2 separate regions of the Homo sapiens genome follow, and region 1 is linked to region 2. The links are chromatin loops, found by intact Hi-C in ENCODE. Cell type or tissue: endothelial cell of umbilical vein. All regions are shown on one strand. Links, peaks and the distances in the headings refer to the core of each region. The heading gives the core; the rest is flanking DNA.

Region 1 (8,557 bases), core at 657-5,656, 90 kb before region 2:
AGGCCTTGGCATGGGAGCCGAGACTCCTGGGACAAGGGGAGTCTGTCCCGCCCGTGGGAGACACAGGGCAGGAGAGTGCGGGATCTGGATTCCCAAAGACCCAGCTTCCAAGCCACTAGGCCGTATGACTCTGGCAAGTCCCTCGCCCCTCCGTAGTACTGCCTGCCTGGGGGGCTTCAAGGAGGGCCCGGTAGGACCGGGGGACACTTGGCTGCACCTCTATCCCATGTGGGGAGACTGAGGCCAGGTGGGGACATGGTGTCTGGGGCCTTTGCTGTCCCCATGAGAAGTAGGGTGAGTTTTTGAATCTGCAGTCCCCAGGGGGCTGAGGGGTCTGCAGGTCCCAGAAGCACCCCCTTGGCCGCCCAGGACACACAGCACACCGCAGCAGCCAGGCCCAGCCCCGAGGTGGCGAGAGAGGAGGTGTGGACAGGCCCTGTTCTGTTCCTCCATCCCCCTGGGTGCACGCCGGGACTGTTTCTCCTCAGCTTCTGTGAGCGGTGAGGAACCTCAGGGTGCAAGTGTCTGGTGTGTCCCTGTGGCCGCTTCTCCCGACTTACACGCAGGAGGGGACCTGTTCCTGTCCATGCCATGGTGGCTCTGGCTCTCTCTTCGGTGTCCACAGTGGCTGCACCATTTCACCTTCCCACCAGCAAGCGTGTGCACAGGCTCCAATCTCTCCACGCCCTCCCCTGCTCTCTCCGGCTGTGTGATTCTTCACTGTGGTTGCTGTCACAGCATCAGTGACAGTGAGTCGGTGCCGCACTGTGCTCCGTTCCTTCTCACGGCTGATTCCCACCCTGTTCTCTTCCCCCCCGGGAGCTCACGCTCAGGAGGGAGAGGGCTCCGGAAGCCACAGCCCCGCACCATGAGTGGCCAGGGCGAGGGAGCGGTGGGCCAGCAGGCAGGGGCGAGCTCGATGCCTCAAGGAAGGCTCCAGAGTTCACTCATTCCATGAGTGTCAACCAACAAGCAGCTCCCTGCGGGCCTTATGTGCCAGGCCTGGGCTGAGAGGCTCTGAAGTTACCAAAATCAGCACCAAAGTGTAGCAGTCCCCCTCAGTCCATGAATTGCTAAATCAAGCTCAGAGTCTAGCGGGAGAGACAGACCGGTCGGCCAGACAGACAGACAGACAGACCACCCTCCTCCAAGCTGGAAGGCACCTGATGCAACAGGGAGCGCCGAAGGCAGATCAGGGAGGGCTTCCCTGAGGCGATGCCACTTGGCTGAGTCTGAGAGGCGAGGAGGGGATAGCTGGGCCCTGGGAACCACCTGCGGGCCCAGGGTAAGTTCCACGTAACGCCCCGGGGGTGACACTTGGGTCAAAAGGAGGTCAGCAGCAGGCAGGGCTGGGCCTGAGGCCTGGGACAGAGCTGAGTCCTGGCCTATGGCAGTGGGGCCAGGGCAGGCACCAGGACCTCCAGGGTGCCCCGGTCCAGGGAAGGGACCTCCAGGGTGCCCCGGTCCAAGGAGGGGACCTCCAGGGTGCTCCGGTCCAGGGAGGGGACCTCCAGGCCATCCCAGTCCAGGGAGGAGAGCTCCAGGCCGCCCCCATCCAGGGAGGGCTGCTTGACTCTGGTCTCTGCTCCCTGCGCTGACTCAGAGGGCCGGTTCCGCTTTGTGGAGCTCAGTGGGGCCGCCCTCCTGCTCCACGGCCTGGTGGCCGGCTGTGGTCTATGCTGAGGAAGGGGAAGCCCAGGTCCATGCTGCCTGCCCAGGACCTCTCTGCAGAGCCTGCCTCTTCTCTTGGCCCAGGTCTGGCATCGGGGTGGGCTCCTGCAGCGGCCCCGCCCGTCCGGAGTATTTCCAGGGCCAGGGAGACGGGCAAGCACACAGGCACGTTGCGATGGGTGATGGAGGGGCGTGCAGGCGATGGAGGGGTGTGCAGGCGATGGAGGGGCCCACGCCACGTGGGTAGGCAGGGCCTGGGAGAAAGGGTGCCCAGGGACCACAGGAGCTGAGCCCTGAGGGTTCAGGGGAGAGTGCCAGGAGGGGGAGTAGGCAGGAGAGGAGGAACAAGAATGACTGAGGGGACCTCAGGACCCAGACAGGAAATCATAGCACAGGTCAGGGCCCATGTCTGGGGAGAGGGGACAGGAAGGGCTCTAAGGCAAGGATGGAGAGGCAGGCAGGCCACGGGAGGCCTCTGGACTGAGACCCAGATGCAGCAGGCTTGAGGGACCTCAAGAGAGGGCACTGCAGGCAGGGGCCCAGCCGTGCAAAGGCCCTGTGGCAGGAGGGCTGAGGTGCCACCCACACAGCCCGAGGGCAAGGGCTGCAGGAGAAGGGAGAGATGAGGTAGAGATTTTCCCAGGGCCATCCCTCCCAACTCGACCCCCTCCCCAACGGGGTCCCAGGGCCCTGCCATTTTAAGCCTGAAAGAAACCAGTTTGACTCAAACTGGAGGCATCTCCTCTGGGAATCTACAGCCCTAAATCACAGCGCCTGGGCAGCGAGTTCACTTCAGGACACACTGGTCTTCTGAGTTCTGTCTTCCTGTGTAGCTGGGGGGGATGGACAGCCCTGGCCCCGGGCCACTGTTCCCCGCCAGCGCATTGTCTGCCAGGCCAGCGGCGGAAGCAGCAGCTGCTGGGGCAGGCGGAGCCTGCTGGAGGAAGCCAGGGCCCCCCTAACCCCCGCCCTCCGCTGTCTCCACTTGCCCCACCCCCTCCACCACTGGAACCTGGGGGACAGAGGCTGGGCATGGAGACCCGCCCTGCCTCCAGCACGGGCCCCCCCAACGCTGGCCAGAACCCTCCCTGTCCTTCCACCCACCCAACTCAGCCCAGTCCCCTGTAGACTCTCAGGACCATCTGGTTTTCCAGCTTGTGGGTGACTGACCCACAGTTGCCCTGACTAGATGTCGGCCACCTCTCCGCCCAGAGGGAGGGGAAGAGAGAAAAGCCAAAGCCTAGTTTACAAGGGAAGTGACTCCAGGCCTGGTTGCCTCCTCCTCCCCAAAGAAAAAGAGTTCAGCTACTGGCCCTGTGGGAATCTGGACCCCAGACCTCAGGGGCAGGGACTGGGGGGATGCAGAGGTCAAACCTGGGAACCTGTAATGGTTCCCTGGTCCCAACGGCACCTGCCCTGAGCTGAGCCCTGAGCCTGACTCTACAGTCCCAACCCACCACCCTGTGCCTCCTACCCCTCCCCAACCCCAACTCTCGAAGCCAGGGTCACCGGACACTTCCCTCATCCTTTGAGGAAAGATGGTGAAGCCTCAGAGGCGGGAAATGGATTCAATTGTCCACAGCTGAATGTGTATGATCCTGTTCAGGTGTGAAAACTGAGTCAGTTCAGTGCCCGGTGGCACCTGACATTCACAGCATCCCTGTTGGAGTGCCCGCCTTGGACGCCATCTGTCCAGGCAGGTGTCCTCTGCGGGCTCTTGTTCCAGGCTGGCACGGCTGCCAAGTCCCCTTAATGGGCCAAGTCCCTCTGGATCACCCAACGCCTGGGTCACTGCTCCTGCGGCCACTCCTGGACCTGCCGCTCCTCATCCCCACCCCTCACCAGGGCCCAGCTGTGCACCTGTGCACAGCTCCCGCTGGCTGAGTTCCCCCAGGCAGTGGGCACAGGCCAGCCCTGCCCGGCCCGCAGAGCCCACCCTCTCCTGTCCTGAGGATCTGAGAGCCCTCTTAGCCTGGTCCCTTCCCCAGGGCTGGCAGCAGTGCCCCCCCAGGGGCCCTGGCTCTTTGTCTCCTCAGGGACATTGTTTGGAACGTAGACTCCTGTTGGCCAGGGATCTGGTTTCTAGACTCTTCTTTTGCTGTTTTCCTTCAAACGTTAGCCACGCTTTTCAAAGTATACTTTAACCTCAGACGCTGGCCGGCATCTCCATCGTCCCTTGCTGGGTACTGCCCTTGACCGTGCAGCTGCCTGGGGCTGGAGGAGGTGCAACCTTGGGGAGAAAGTCACATCCCTTCACCAGGCAAGGACAGCCAAGCCCACTGCCAGAGGAGTCATTGGGTTCAAGTAAATAATCAAATTGGAACTGTGTGTTCAATGTAAGCATCAGAGAGCCTGCTGTGCACCCTCCCCCCCATAACCTTCTGTGGCTCCCTGTCGCCTCCCTGAAGGCCTTGCTCTTCAGCACAGCACACTTGAGCCTCTGGGTCTTATTTCTCCCCTGTTCCCCCTCCTCAGGCACATGGGAGCCATGCCTCGTGCCTTTGTCATGTGGGCCCCTCTGCCCGATCGGCACAGGCTCACAGGGCCAGGTTCAAAGGACCTTCTAGACTCTTTGGCTTCAGAGGGGCTGTCCACACACCTGGCCAAACTGCTCCTCACAGCCACCTTTCCATCTGCTCTCCCCTGCCTTCCTTGCCCTGGCTAACCCTACTCAGCCCTCAGGTCTCACCACCTCCTCCGGGCAGCCTCTCCTGACAGCCTCCACCAGCCCCCAGACTCCCACAGCCCCCAGACTCCCGCAGAGGCCTGAGGTGCCATCTAGGGGCATTGTCCAATGACAGGGGACAGCTCAGAGGTGGGGGGATGTTCTGTATGCACTCCCTGCCTGCTGAGCTCAGGAGCCTGGGGGCCAGGCAGTTGGAGAAGCAGACAAGCAAATCAACAGCAGAAATAGAAATGACACTGACAGCTACCACCTGGCACCTGCCTTAGAAAATGCATTGAGCACAAAGGAAACAGACGTGCAGGCGGCCAGGCGACATTGACACTGCGTGGAGTAGGGGACAGGGATTCAAAGCCCAGGCTCCGGTGGGCGCGTCCCAGGCACCTGCTGCCGCGCTTCCCAGAGAGTGAAATTCGCCACTGTGGGGTGGGGGCATCTTAAGGGTTGTAGAAACCAAGGAGCTCAAAGGAAGGAGCCAGGGGTCGCCTTGTCCAGAAGGGATTTGGGGGTGCAGCAAAGATGCCGCAGAACATCAGAACATGTATTTAAAAGTAGAGGTGAAAGACCAAGGGAACGGGGAGAGAAGGTAGGTCTAAGTGGAGGCAGAGATAGGCCCACGGCTTTGGCTCCAAGCTTCCCAGTGGCAGAGGCAAAAAGGGAAAGGGGCAGTTTACACAAATTACTATTCTATGGGTACAATTAAAAGGCACCACATCCTACTCCTGATGCTTCCCTTCCATGGCGGACTGGGGATGGCACAGGAAAAGAGCGTGTGGAATTCCTTCCCATCCTGTACATGTTCGGAGCATTGCACTCTCCCGGGCTCTGGGGCTTCCAGGTGAAACAGCCCCTACCTGCCAGGCCCTCAGCCCGTACCTGTGACAGCCCCCTGCTTCGTCCTCACAACAGCCTGGGCACTTGAGGTTGGGGTCTCAGCTGTCACTCTTCCAACCCTATAAATGAGGAGGTGGAAGGAAAGAAGCCAGCACTTCATGAGGACATGGTGGTCTGTCTGCCCATGATGCAGACGCCGGCTTTGTGCAGGGACCCCATTCCTCAGCCCCACATGTGTGCACCTCTTTGGCCGGACCTGTCCTCCCATCCAGGTGCCTCCCAGATGAGGGGCCTGTGCTGAGGGACTTGGTTTTGTGTCTAGTGGCTGCTCCTAGCACCCTCACCTCTGTCCTCACCCAACCACTGGCCAGCTGGGCTCCTGCCTCCCTGCAGGTAGGGCAGGTGCGGAGGGAGCACAGCCCTGAGCATCCAGTCTTTTCAGTCTGGCCAACCCCCAACCCAGTGGCTCTGAAGGTGCCTGGAGAACCAACAGCTCAGGACCCCGCTGGGCAGACCAGGCCTCTCACGTGGCTGTAAGAGAAAGTTCCTCCACCCCACCCTACCCCTCGATGTCTCCTGCCCCTTCCACCCTGGGCAGATGATGGCTCCATACAGGCCAAGCCTGGATGCAGGTGGATCCAGGCCAAGGACACGGGGGTCCCCTGGAGTGAGCACAGATGGTGGCATTCGTTTGACCTGCTGTGGCCTCTAGAGCCCCGAGCCACGTGGGCCAGAAGGTGCAAGAGTGTTCAGGGGAGACCAGGGAAGCCTTGGGGCTTCTCCAGTTACCCCAAAACATAGACACTGACAACAGCCACTTTCTTATGCTCCATGGGTCATAGTGGGAGTGCCTGGTTTCTGTTCCCCCCAGTGGGGGCCTCAGCTAGAGGGAGCTCCAGGGCTGGGCCAGAATCAAGGTTTCCTCACTTGGTATCATCTGAGCTCCACCAGCCAGCACCCCTGGAGAGCCAGGCAGATGCAGGGGCTTTCCCAGCCCAGCCCAGTGCTCACATGGCACCTCCACCACCCACTCACGGGGTGGTCACAGGCCCAGTTGACCCAGGGGAGAAGCATTAGCACCACCCTGGATGGGGCATGGTGTGGCTCTAGGAGACGCCTTGGATGGGAGATCCAGCCCTTCCACAGCATCCTCCACTCCTGTATCAGGAAATCCGCCCTTTGCCCTGGCAGCTTTGCCTGTCCCTCACTGGAACATGCTCCAGCCACCAGGCTTGCATCTTCAGAGCCCCGCTGCCGCTTTTCTCTATGCCTTCCCAGCCCCTCACTGCACCTGCTCCAGCTGGCCCAGAGGCCGACCCTGTGGGCACGTTTGCCAGCTCCCTGTGCTGGGACCTGTCCGTGGCCTCTGCCGGCGCGAGGCACTGGCAGGAGGCCTAAGGGTCCCTGCCACCAGTGGCTGCAGCTACCTCCCCGTTTGGCCACCAGCCCCAGAGAACGGCTCCTTCCCTCCTAGCTTTTCCTGAGCTGGGCCCACGCCTTTGTCCTGTTTTTAAACGCTCCTCAAGTGGCCCAAATTAAGGGGCCACACTATCTGCTTCCCCCAGGGAGCCAAGAGGGCTGCCAGCTGTCACTCGTGGGACTCCGGCCAAGGGGCCCCTTAAGACTTCCATGGAGAAGAGCTGCTTTGAGACGGTCACTGCCCTCGTGCTGGCTCAGTGGGGACAGGGCTGCAGGGTCTAACTCCAGAAAGACTCGGCCCCAGCAGGGGAGCTGGCGCCAACCAGACAGCTGAATCAACAGCCACCGCCATGGGTCCAGGCCCCCTGCAGCCTGGCGGCCCCACACGCAGGACTGGGGGCTGCTCAAGGCCAAGGGTGGGGCTGTACTCCTCAGTGGTGACGGCAGCAGCCCCCTACCCCCTTGCCCACCCTGGCTCCTGTGTCCCACAGTGAGGTCTCTCCGGTGCACAGCCTGGGTGAGGGGTTGGTGGGTCCAGATGGCACATTCAGACCCTACATCCCCAGCCTAGCAGAGCAGGGGGCGTCAAAGGGGAAGGAGCAGTGGGGGGAGGAACGAGGGGTGGGGGTGTGCTTTGGAAGCCTTGAGAGTTGCCCTGAAGGCTTGAACCGCCCCCAGGGCCAGCAGGAGAGCCATTACCATAACCAGGCAGGGTCCCCTTTTAAGAAAACTGCCCTGGTGGGCTGGTTGCGGTGGCTCACGCCTGTAATCCCAGCACTTTGGGAGGCTGAAGCAGGCAGATCACGAGGTCAGGAGTTCGAGACCAGCCTGACCAGCATGGTGAAACCCCATCTCTACTAAAAGTACAAATAATTAGCCGGGCATGGTGGCGCGTGCTTGTAGTCTCAGCTACTCAGGAGGCTGAGGCAGGAGAATTGCTTGAACCCGGCAGGCGGAGGTTGCAGTGAGCCGAGATCGTGCCACCGCACTTCGGCCTGGGCGAGTGAGACTCCGTCTCAAAAAAAAAAAAAAGAAAAGAAAAAGAAAACTGCCCTGGTGGCCACTGATGGAGAAATGGAGGGACAGAGGCCAGGGAGGGAGACTCTCGCTGGGGCATGGAGGGCTTCCGGGCAACAGTGCAGCCCAAACAGAGTGGGCCTTGGCCAGAGGTGGACAAAGCCAGATGCTGAGGGTGGGGTGGGCACAGCGAGAGGCAGCCACACTAGCTGCTCCCGCTGGGCCAGGCCTGGTGGATGGTGTCATCCTCCCTCACATTCCTGGATCTCAGGGACACCACTTCCCCAGGCTCAAGCAGCTGAGTCATGAGTGTCCTCCCTTCAGGGGACCCAGCCATTGGCTTGGGTAGATTAGTTCTGATTTAACCCCAAAATAATGACTTAGTGGCTTTCCTAACTGCAGCCAGCTTTGCAGGGCCTCCGAGCTTTCAGGCCACCTCCCCTCCCAGATGCCCTTGAGCTGGACCTGAGAAGACCCGCCCAGAGGAAGGCGAGGAAGACTCCACAGGGGTGACAGGGGCCCAGACACCCCCTATCTGCATCAGGACCCATGTGAGCAGAGCTCACCCTGTTGTCGCCCTGGGCACTGTGGCCATCTGCCAAGGGACAGATAGATGGACCTTCCTAGTCCTCAGGCCTCAGGCCATCCACAGGGTAAACCCACATCCACCCACATCTCCTGGAGCCTCCCCCGCCTGGGAATGGGAGCGAATGACCCCATCACACTGGTCTGATGGATGAGTGAGCAGCACCCAGGAGGCCGGACGCGGGAGGCTTGGCCTGGCCGGCAGGGAGTGGGCGCCCTGGGCTGGGACCGGGTTTCCTGCTCCCCTCTGTCTAGGCTTTTCCTGGGGGACCTGGCCTTGGAGGCCAGCGCCTGAGGGCCCCGCAAGACAGTCAGTCTTGCTGTCACTCCCAATGCCATCTTGTGTCC
Region 2 (10,288 bases), core at 2,919-7,918:
TCCCCCCACCTCAAAATCAGTAAAATGCTGTGGATTCTGCTTTTTAAAAAAATCAGGCCAAAATCTCAGCATTCTCCATGGCTCCCAGTGCTTCTCGGCAGTTTTTTTTTTTTTTTTTTTTTGAAGAAAGTACCACGCAAAGCACTTTTCACATCATCGCTTCTATATAAATTCCACTATAGACTGAAATTATACATTCTCGCAGCACAGATGGGCTGGTCTGTCATTACGGCTGCTGGGTACTTGTTGGAACACACAGCATATTTCAATTGTGGAGTCGACAATTTCGAAGAACTGGGGTCAAAATAAACAAGTTGCATTTGTGTATAGAAACAGACTTATTCAATGATCTTCTCATCCCCTGGAAAATTCGGCAGAGGAACGATCATCACCTTCATTAAACTTGAATTTAATTTTTGGTCTTCATCTTTTAAGACCCCACATGCCCTGTGTCAAAGGCCCATCAATGTTTTAATTAATTACCAATTTTTCTCTTATGCTGCAGCATTAGCAGTGGAACACAAGATTTAAATTCAAACTCGTGGGTGTGGTTTTTAATATCTTTTGACTTTAATTTTAACATCTTAATAATTTTAATATCTTACTAATCTCTATAGGGGAGGTGTGAAACCTCTGTTCTGTGTCGAGTTGCCTATTGTTTTGAGGCCTTTATGAAAAATCAGATGATTCATATTTAGGATGGTCTAAAGATACATTTAAATCCAAACACCACCCACAAAAAAACTCAGCAGGTAAAATACATAGAGTAGCCATAAACTTAAAAAAAAATTATCTCACCAAGATAACAAAGTGCAGAATTTATTGGTTTGTATCAGCCTCCTTGAGGGCAGAGCAGTTTTTACAGCCACAATAATTTGCAAATGATGATAACTGTTTATTTTGCAAATATGCTCATATTATGAGGCCATCAGTGGAGGCTTTTTTCTTTTCCCATACGTGTAAGTGTTTGCCTCTGTGTTTCTAAATTCTGGATTCAGGCTCTGCAGTTTCTCACCGGCTGAGACCACGTTCCCACGTTCCTGCCTCAGTGGCAGTGGCCGGGAGGAGGGAAGGGCGCGCCCCCTGTGTTGCCTCCTGCGAGCTCCAGCCGCCACATCCATTTGTTCGTAGAAGTGCTTTGTTGTGGCTTGTTTATTTTAAGGGATGTACCTGTTGGTGGAGATGTTAGCAAATCATAAGAAAAGTAAAAAGTTGATGAAATTTGCCAGAGCCGCTTGGGAGCCAGCTCTGCTGTCTGGTGGTTTTAACGACATCATCCCTTCCAGTTCTGGTCTTTTAGCCTATTGACTCCCGCCTCCTTAGCAAGAGGAATATGGCCCTGGTCTGGGCGCTCTGAAAGATGAGGCAAAGTGAAAAGGCCCCAGCCTCTGGGCCGCAGAGCCTCTAAGCAGCGGTGGGCATGGCGATGGTGGTAATAGTAGCAACAGCACTCTCTGCTGCTGTTCACAGGTGCCCGCTGTGTACCGGGGCTCCTGCTTTCAGAAAAGCACCGGCTCTGGGACCCAAGGTCTCGGTTCAGATGGGGTCGTCTTTGTTTCCAGGCCGTGTTGATCAAGGGCAAGTCATTTCACCTCTCCGGCCTCATTTCCTTATCTGTAAAATGGAGGCAGTAAGTGTCAACTTTCTGAACACATGGAAAGCTGGGTTCATGGTGAGCACCCCATAAATGCTATTGCTTCCTTGCCTTATTTCTAAGGCTCAGACTATGCCTGCAAGGGGGCATTTTCATTACCTCCATTCCACCAGGGGAAGCAGCGAACCTCTGAGAGGCTAAGTGGGTTCCCCAAGATTCAACCAGCTGATAAGTGTTGGGCCAGGGCTTGAACCCAGCCCTGCCATCCTTCAAAGCCCATGTGCTGCCATAGCATTCACCGACGCGTGTTGCGGCACGCGTGTGCGTGGTGCCCCGGGTGTGGACAGCATGTTGGTACGCAGAGGTGCAGAGGTGTGTGCGTGTAATGTTTGCACGTGTGCATAGGTGTCCTCTTATTTCTCCATTGCGTGAGGTTCCTGGTAGGTCGGCAGTTTCCAAAGAGGTGAGCTGGTGTTTGGAGGTGCATTGGTCGGAGTGGGCCACACAGTCCTCAGACCACACCTGGGGATGACTGTGCCATGGGCTCTCCACCACCCCAGGGATGCCCGTGGGAAGAAGGGTGGTTTTCCCCAGTCCAGGGCTAGCCAAAGCTGGCAGCGGGTGGACTGGGCATCCAGGCGTGGGCTTCTCGTAGGTGCTCAGCACTGCTGAGGGAGGCTCTGGCTGAGTGGCCTGCATGCTGGGCCTTGGCCAGACGCGCTGCTGCCTCCTTATGTGGACAGGCGGTTCTGGGCGCCGGCCATTTGCAGACTGGGAGGAGTGGAAGTGAGGCCTGCGGGCCCCGGAGAGGAAATGGCGGCGTGGGCAGGCCCAGAACAGGACCGGGAAGGCGGGCCGAGGGAGGGAGTGGCCCAGAAGGCCTCTGTCGGCCGGTCAGCGTGCTAGCGGCCTTTCTCCAAGAAGCGGCCAGCTGGCCAGGCCTTCCCGGGCAGGTCTGTTTGTCTGCCCACATGCACACACGTGCACCTGCGTGCCAGGGCACGGGGAGGTTTAGTGGCCTTATTTCCTAATAGGGAACATAGCAGGGCCTGGGGTTTGATGAGACGGCGTAACGCCCAGCACACCTTCAGACAAAAGAGACCGTGATAAAAACGGTTCTTACTACAAGGTCCCAGCTTCTGTCTTTAAAATGGGGCTTCCAGCCTCCGCCTCAGTAGATGGTTGGAGGCACTGCATGAGATCCTGGTCTGGGGAGCCCCTGGTTCGTTGGTGTTTCCCTTGCCTTGGCCTAGTAAGAGGGGACGGGAGGCCCAGGCTCTGTGGTGGGCCTGTCTCAGCCCATTTCAAACCCTACCCACTGCCTTCCCATGACCTTAACAGGATGGCATTACCCAGCACTCACCCAGATGCCAGGGTGGCACCGGGTGAGTGGCAGTTTCGGGTGGTCCTGGAGAAGGGTCCTGGCATCGGCTGGTATGAGTCTCTGGGTTTCCGAGCTTCAATGAGGGCTGGATTCAGGGTGTGGGCTGGGCCAGCCATTCCGGCAAAACCCCAGAAGGAATCCACAGGAGGTGGGGACCGGGAAGGCAGCCGGGTTGCGCCAGTGCCTGCAAGGGAACCTCTGGCCCCATTTCCTGGGAGCCTGACCCCGCCCTAGGATTCCTGGAGTGGGTGTGCCCACGCTTCCGGCCCAGACGTGGGTGGAGGGATCCCACCCTGCCAGGCCTCCCGCCTGTGCGGCTTCTTTCAACTCGATGAGAGGAGGACTCCTCCTGGGCCTGGTGCTTCGAGGTCCAGACGAGCAGACACTGGCGCCTGTGACCCTGCAGCGGACGCCCTTCAAAGTCCGTGTGGCCGCATTTGGAAGCCTGGGCGGCGTGGAGACGGCGCCTTCAGCTTGAGATAGTAAGTTGCCCAATGCCTGCACCTGTGGAGACTCCCAGCACCTGGTGGGTGAGCCGCAGGGGGCTCGGGCCTCCATACTGGGTCTCCAGCAGCAGGGGTGAGGTCTCTCCTGTGATGGACTCAAATGACTCAAACCCACTGGGCTCTGCCCGAGGCATCTGCGCTATGGAAGCAGCTTGCAAATGGGCTCTCTGGGGCCACGCCGGCCCACGGCGGCCACAGCCTCGGCCAGGAGCCGTGGAGGGAAAGATGAGGCCGCTGCAGCATTTCCGTCTGCCAGGGCGACGGGGGCCAGCAGGGCAGGAGCAGCGGGGAACCCTGGGTGGTGGAGATCCCCTGCCTTGGTCCAGGGGAGAAAGCTGGGGGCCGCATTTGGCACCCCCAGGGCAGTGCCAGTGCATGTTGGATGTTAGACTCAGCCCCACATGGCAAGGGGTGTTGAGCTTTGTTGAGCACATACTAAGTGCCAGACCCCAGGCCAGGTGCTTTCCATCCATTTTGATAAACATCCATTTTTAAATTTAATCTGCCAGTTCCATTTCCCTGCCACATCCATTTGGAGCCAGCACGTAGCAGTGCTGTTCTCAGGCCAGAATGTGGAGTAAGCAGGACAGACAGCGTCCCTGTCTGGGTGGAAGTTCCAGTCTAGTGACGTGTGGGTGCTAACGGTTTTCTATATGAGGAGGCCAAGGTTCAGAGAGGCCGAGGGATCTCCCCAGAGTCACGGGGCCAGCAGGTACCAGAGCCTTCTCCCTAACCCAGGTCCTCCCCACGACTGTGCCTGCACAGAACCACACAGGATCCCTGTTTATCTTCAGATCTTCAGCCTCTCTTGGATGCTGGCCTTGTCTGGTTCTCTCCAGACACCCAGCACTAGGAAGGACCATTCCGTCGGCTTGGAGTTCTTTTGCCCCGGGGAGAGCCGGAATTGTCCTGGGGTCATGGGTCACTCTGGCTCTGAGGCCCTGAGTCCTCTCTGGCTGAGTGGCCAGCATTCAGCGCATGCTGGTTTGGGCTGTATGGGGCTCCAGGGCACCCTGCCACTCTCGGGCTCTGTGCCCAGGCTGGTGTGCTGGCAGGTGTGAGACTGCACGCAGTGTGGCAGCAGGCGGTGGCAAGGAGGGAGCTGTGGTCATCCTCGTTCTTGGTGTTCCTACGGCCCAGAGGTGGGAACGTATGAGACTGTACACCCAGATGCCGTGTGCCAGACCAGGATGGGCTCACAAGACACCAGCCCTGCATGGGCAGACGGGGACCACATCAGGTCACGGGGCACAAGAACCTTCTGGAGACCCCACCCCATCTGTCGGCATGGTTCACGTTCATGGATGACCAATCATCTCTGAGCGCTGTGGCGCTCATGGCCCTGAGTCCACGGGTTTTCTCGTGTTTCAGAGCAGTTCTGAGCCCACTTCATTCTGCAGAGCACTGGCTCAGAGAGGTTATGGAACTCATCATGTGCCAGGCCCCAGGACGGCCACGGGAAGAGGCCTGAGAATGCCGTCGAGTGACGGGATCCAGCAGACCTGGTGGAGCACCGGGGCCTTGGCCAGAGGGGCTGGAGCCCTAGACCCAAGGTCTAAGCCCTGCACTGCCTGCGCCTGGCCCACAGGCATGGCGGCCTCACTGAGAGGCAGGCTGCATGTCCTCAGCAAACACGGGCACCAGACGGAGACCAGACAGAGGCCAGTACCAGGCGGGGCTGAGAAGTTAGCCGGAGCATCCTAGGATGCCAGGAAGCCTTCCAGAGGTGGCAGCCCCGCAGCCCCCGCTCCTTCCCACAGCTGACCTCCAGGGCTGCAGCTGCAGGGCCCCTGCGTCCAGCCCTCGGACCTGCCACGTCCCAGGGCCCCACTGCCAGGCACCGCCCCGTGCCGGCCCTGTACAGGCCACATCTGCTGCAGCAGCCATGCCAGAGCTCCGCCTCCCGGGCTCCGTCCCCATGGAAACCACGGTGGGGGGGGCTCCTCCTGCATTTGGCCCGCTGACTGGTTTCCATTAGAGCCGGCCTGCTTTCCCTGAGCTCTGCCCCTGCAGTTCAAGGCTTCCCCTGGGGGTTTCTTCCCACATTTACCGAGCACCAGCCGTTCCGTGCCAGGGAACCCAGCGGTCTGGGCCCCGCCCGCCCTGGCCAGCACCCACCGGTGGTGCCTGATGCCCGGCACCGTGGCTGCTCCCCTGTCCTTTCTTATCGAAGGCCAGCTGCTGCTGGGTCCTGGTGTCGTGGACTCAGCCCTGGATCTGAGTCAGGGCACTGGGCTCCCATCCTGGCTGGGCCGTAGAATCACTGGTGGGCACTTGAATAAGCCCCTTCCTCTCTCCGGGTCTCAGTTTACCCATCTGTAAAATGAAAAGCTCCATCTATTTCTTGAGTTCCTTGCAATGCCGAGAAAGAAAGACAAAGAGAAAATGAAGCCACAGTACACTGTTGCTGCCGGGTTCTCAGAACTGGGATTTTTGTTTGCTTTCAAAGAGGGTTTTTTTTTTCTAGGGAAAGAGTCATGGAATTTGACCAGAGATGATTGTTTGAGGGGCCAAGAGCCAGCCAGAGCCCACGGACATGCAGCATGGAAGGTGTAGCCAGAAGCCTGGGCAGCGATACCCGCCGGTCCGCCTTGGCATCTGCTTGGCACCCAGTGACCTGGCTGTGAACACAGTGAGCGGAGGCAGGAAGTGTGCCTGCGCCGGAATCCGAAGGGCTCTGGAAAACTCCCCAAGAGGTTTCCGGAGGTCAGAAATGTGGGCAGAAAATGAGATCCAGCTTTTAAAAACCTGGCCGACTCATCCCCCGGGAGCCTAGGGAGGCCTGGGAAGGTGCCTCCACCACCACGTGGCTGAGTTACGAGAAGAGCTCGCCGGGCTGGACCTGGGGGTGCTGGGCTGTTAGGGTCGGCAGCAAGGTGGCCCCAGCCCAGACTACGTCCTGGTGGTGTCTTCCTCCTCCAGCTCTTGGGAGTTGGGAGGCTTCAGCGGGGAGGTGGTGATGGTACTGGGGCCTTTTGCCTGGCCTGCCAGTGGCCAGCATGGCTCTCCCCGTGGGACCTTCCAGCTCCTGCTGCCTGGGGTGGTGGTGCGCGTTGGCCTCCCCTGGGCCCTGTGGGTGCTGGTGATGGCCTGGGAACACGTTTCCAGCTCACAGATGAACAGAGCCCGGGAGGTGGAAGACCTTCTTGGCAGCAGGGAGTGAATGGCCCAGTGGGGTGGGCAGCTTGCTTAGCCTCCCCCAGCCTCGGTATCCTCATCTGTAAAATGCGGCTAGTAACCTTGATCTCCTGGTCAGGGTGAGAGTTAGACGAGACGAGAGGCGGGATCAAAGCTGGATAAATGGCAGGAGACAGCACCGGAACTGCGCCCACCCCGCATCCTTGTCATGATCAAGGCAGACCACACGTCCCAGAGAGCCCAGCTCCATGATGGGAGAGCAGGGCCAGGCTGACTGTGGTCAGGCCCACCTGGAGGGGCTGCTGGCAGGCTCTTGGGTGACAGCCACCCTGCCCTGGTGGCCCAGGTAGCCTGAGAGTTGGCGTTTCCTCTTCCTCCATCTCAGTCAAGAGGCCGAGTCAATTCCCCACTCAGCTTCTGCCCCTGCCTCCTGCCCGAGGCAACCTGGCTTTGCTGACTGGTCCCAGTGATAGGGGACATTGTCACTGTGGCTCAAAGGGCGGGCTTGGTGGCATTTTCAGTTTTCTGTCCTGGGAAGGAATGAAACCTTGGTTCGAGTGGCCGCATCTGGGTGGCCACGGCCTTTGCACCCCCTGCCTTTGCGCCCCCCACCCCACCATCCCGATGAAAGTAGGCCGAGGGCGTCGGCACAGAGCGGCCGCCGCGGTCCTGGCCAGGGCTTGATTTAGATATTCGGGGAGACTGGGATAAGGTAGGAAATGAAGGAAATTTCCCCAGGGAAAGGGGAAGAGAAGACGGAGGAGCTTAAGTACCCACATGATTATTAAGCGTGGCTGGTGATTTACGGCCGGGCAGGCGGCTCCTGGCGGCTCCCTGCCCCCTCCCTCCCAGTGCCCTGCACCCTGGAGAGCCGCCATGGGGAAAACAGAGGCCACCAGGTGGGCCCAGCACCCGAGCTCCGCCTTATCTCCTGGGTCTAGGCCCTCGGCAGTCCCTGGGCAGGTGACGCAGCACGGGACACAGCTCCTCCATGTGCTGGGCACTGACATCTGTCATTGGGGCCACCTCACAGAACCCTGACGGATCACCGGCCCTGTCTTACAGGCCAGGAAGCCCAGGTCTGGAAGGTCGAGCCTCACGTGGCCCTCTAAACGGTGGAGTCTGAGCCAGCCTGGCCACCGGCCCAAACCCTAGGCCTTTCTCTCTACCACGGCCAGGTTCAGTGGCCTCTGGTGGGAAGGGCTGGGGAGGCCCTTGTCCCTCCTTAGAACAAGGGATGCGGGTGGAATGGTGGTGGCTGTGGTCGCGAAGCAGGCCTCTGCCCATCCTGCCCTGTCTCCTGCCTTTCAGGGTGCCTGTACTTCTCTTGGCTGAATTCCAGTCTCCCCTTCAGGGGACTCTTGAGACCCTCAACAGCCAGCCCTGACCCCCTCCGTGGCCCCATCTTCGACCTCTGTAGACTATGGCCTAGTGTCACCTCCTCCTGGAAGCCCTCCTTGCTCTCCACTCACCCATTGCCCTGCTGTGGGGCCTGGGGCCTGGTAGTAGCCTGTCTGGGGCCAGGGAAGTGTTCCTCTGGGAAATATTTTATGAGTGAATGAATCAGAAGAGAAAGCCATGACCTGCCTGCCTGTGCTCAGTGCCACGTCAGAAGCCACCAAGCTGTGGCATTGCCCCGGCAAGTTTATTTTTCCACCTCCACTAAGTAAGTTCCACTTCAGGACTCATCCGAGAGGTTGTGAAGCCACACGTCATCAAAAACGGCATCTTTGCACTCAGCAGGCAGGCTGGTGCAGCCCGTGGTGGGGGACCATCCTGCCTGCTGTGGGGTAAGGACGGCTGTGTGCGCCAGGCTACAGGGAAGCCAAGGCTACTGCTTGGGGGTTTCACTGGGGAATATTAACAAACAGAGGTGGCCCAGAAGGGTCATGGAGCCTTTTCTTCTCAGACTGCTGGGTATGGAGGGCAGGGACCCATTGACCCGTCAGGTGTCACCGGTGGGTGGTGGTGCATTCTGTTAATTTAGGTCAGAGAATTTAGGTTCAGTTTACAGATTTCCTGCACAGTCCCTCCTCTGCATCGTAGCTCATGAACATCCTCTTCCTCCAGGAAGCCCTCACACGCTGCTGGGCCCTCTTCCTCCAGGAAGCCCTCACAGGCTGCTGGGCCCTCTTCCTCCAGGAGGCCCTCACACACTGTTGGGCCCTCTTCTTCCAGGAAGCCCTCACACGCTACTGGGCCCTCTTCCTCCAAGAAGCCCTCATATGCTGCTGGGCCCTCTTCCTCCAGGAAGCCCTCATATGCTGCTGGGCCCTCTTCCTCCAGGAAGCCCTCACGCTGCTGGGCCTTCTCTCCGGCCACCTCATGGCAGCTGGGTCCTTGGCCCATCTGGTCCCTCCGGAAGGAACCGTCGAAGCTACCATGGCCTCGTCTTTCCACGTTCCACCTTCTCGGGTGCAATGAACAAGTGTGTAGATGCCACACATCCTCCTGGGGCCTGGCATCTTTGTCCAGAGGGCCCGAGGCAGCTCGGGGAAGGCCTTTCAAGTGCGTCTTGGGAAGCTCACGGCTGACCAGTGAGCAGGGCCTGGGTCCCACTCGGCCGTGTGATCTTGGGCCAGCCCCTCCCCGGCTCTGAGCCTCAGCTTCCCACAGTCTCTCTGACCCCCACTTCTGACATGTAGTGGATCTCTAGAGGGTTCTGAGGGTTCAGGTGTGGAATTGGCTGCCTCAGGCATAAAAACATTCCTGGGCTTCAACCTGGGATCCCACCTGGAGGACAGAGGAGAGATTTATTGCAGAGATGTTCATGCAGTGCCTCTTTAAATGTGGAAAGCTCGACGCACCAGCCGTGCTCCTGGGGTTGGGCGTTTGAATTGAGGAGTTGTGATAACATGACCTGCCGGACTCTCGTGTGGCCGTTCACAATGGGAGAAGCCTCTGTGGGCAGGTGGAGGCGGCCCACGTCCACACGCACACGGGAGCCCCTGCGAGCCAGGCCTGGCACAGGGTTGTCAGTATTTGCTGCCACGTTCTCTCTCTCTCAATTTTCCAGAACTTTGTTGAATGAGCACCCATTCCTTGTGCAATGGGCAGAAAATGTTTAAGTTACAAAACTTATCATCTGGCCAGAGTGACCCTAGCCTGGCTAAATTATCGCAACATGTTCTCCCCCAAAAGAGAGACATTTGCAAAATGCTCAGGAGGTCATGGGGCGGCCATCTGCCAGGCACATTTTATTTCCTCCATTTAAAAGGAGCAGAGCCGATTGAAGGGGAAGGAAGGGGTGTTCTGGAGATTGGGGTGCACAGGGGTGCTACAAGGCCAGCTTCCCCCACATCTGGCGTGGCTGATGAGAGCAACTTTGCTGCTGCTTTTGGGGCAGAATCCATCCTTGTATAGCCTCGGGCACATGGTTAGAATGCTGGGAGTATGATGCCTGGAAACAATACTATAAAGAAAGCAGGACTCAGTTCTCTCATCTAGAACCGGTGGCCCGTCGTTTTGCCGTTACAGATACCAGCAGTGTTTGTGACAAACCCTAATGGAACAGAAGCTCCCGGTGGGTGTGTGAATGGCCACGTGTCTGGCCGTGGCTTGCTTTTCCAGAACCAACTTGGTGGTTAGCAGTCGTTGCCAGCTGCCTCGTGTGAGCACCTACTGTGTGCCGGGCAAGCCGCTGGGAATTTCACGTCTGTTCATTTT

Evidence for each region. Peaks named below come from ENCODE experiments on the same cell type or tissue, not always from the same donor. Only the 100,000 strongest peaks of a DNase experiment are listed, where the experiment ranks them.
Region 1: a loop joins it to region 2, with 4 times the contacts of the local background. A loop is called at or near these places in 32 of 110 quality-filtered maps.

What each region holds. Positions count from the first base shown.
Region 1 is chr22:45,995,054-46,003,610 of GRCh38, forward strand. No RefSeq gene overlaps it. Among named protein-coding and RNA genes, the nearest start is that of WNT7B, 22 kb to the left of the region's middle. RefSeq lists enhancers at 126-1,044, 2,008-2,677, 5,981-6,150 and a silencer at 1,399-1,548. In endothelial cell of umbilical vein, for the core only: no CTCF peak of the experiment used is centred there; DNase peaks (open chromatin) are centred at 1,638 and 2,538; H3K27ac peaks cover 2,805 bases.
Region 2 is chr22:46,082,701-46,092,988 of GRCh38, forward strand. All of the region lies in intron 1 of LOC124905135 (collagen alpha-1(III) chain-like), which reads left to right. MIRLET7BHG (MIRLET7B host gene) reads left to right here and starts at 3,297. Exons shown (of 5, transcript NR_110479.1): 1 at 3,297-3,460. It overlaps LOC112268288 (a long non-coding RNA gene), which reads left to right and starts at 3,467. Exons shown (of 3, transcript XR_002958733.2): 1 at 3,467-10,288. MIR3619 (microRNA 3619) reads left to right here and starts at 8,344; the gene lies at 8,344-8,426. RefSeq lists enhancers at 1,789-2,360, 2,361-2,930, 2,633-3,832, 2,931-3,502, 5,272-5,881. In endothelial cell of umbilical vein, for the core only: no CTCF peak of the experiment used is centred there; DNase peaks (open chromatin) are centred at 5,411 and 6,111; H3K27ac peaks cover 2,767 bases.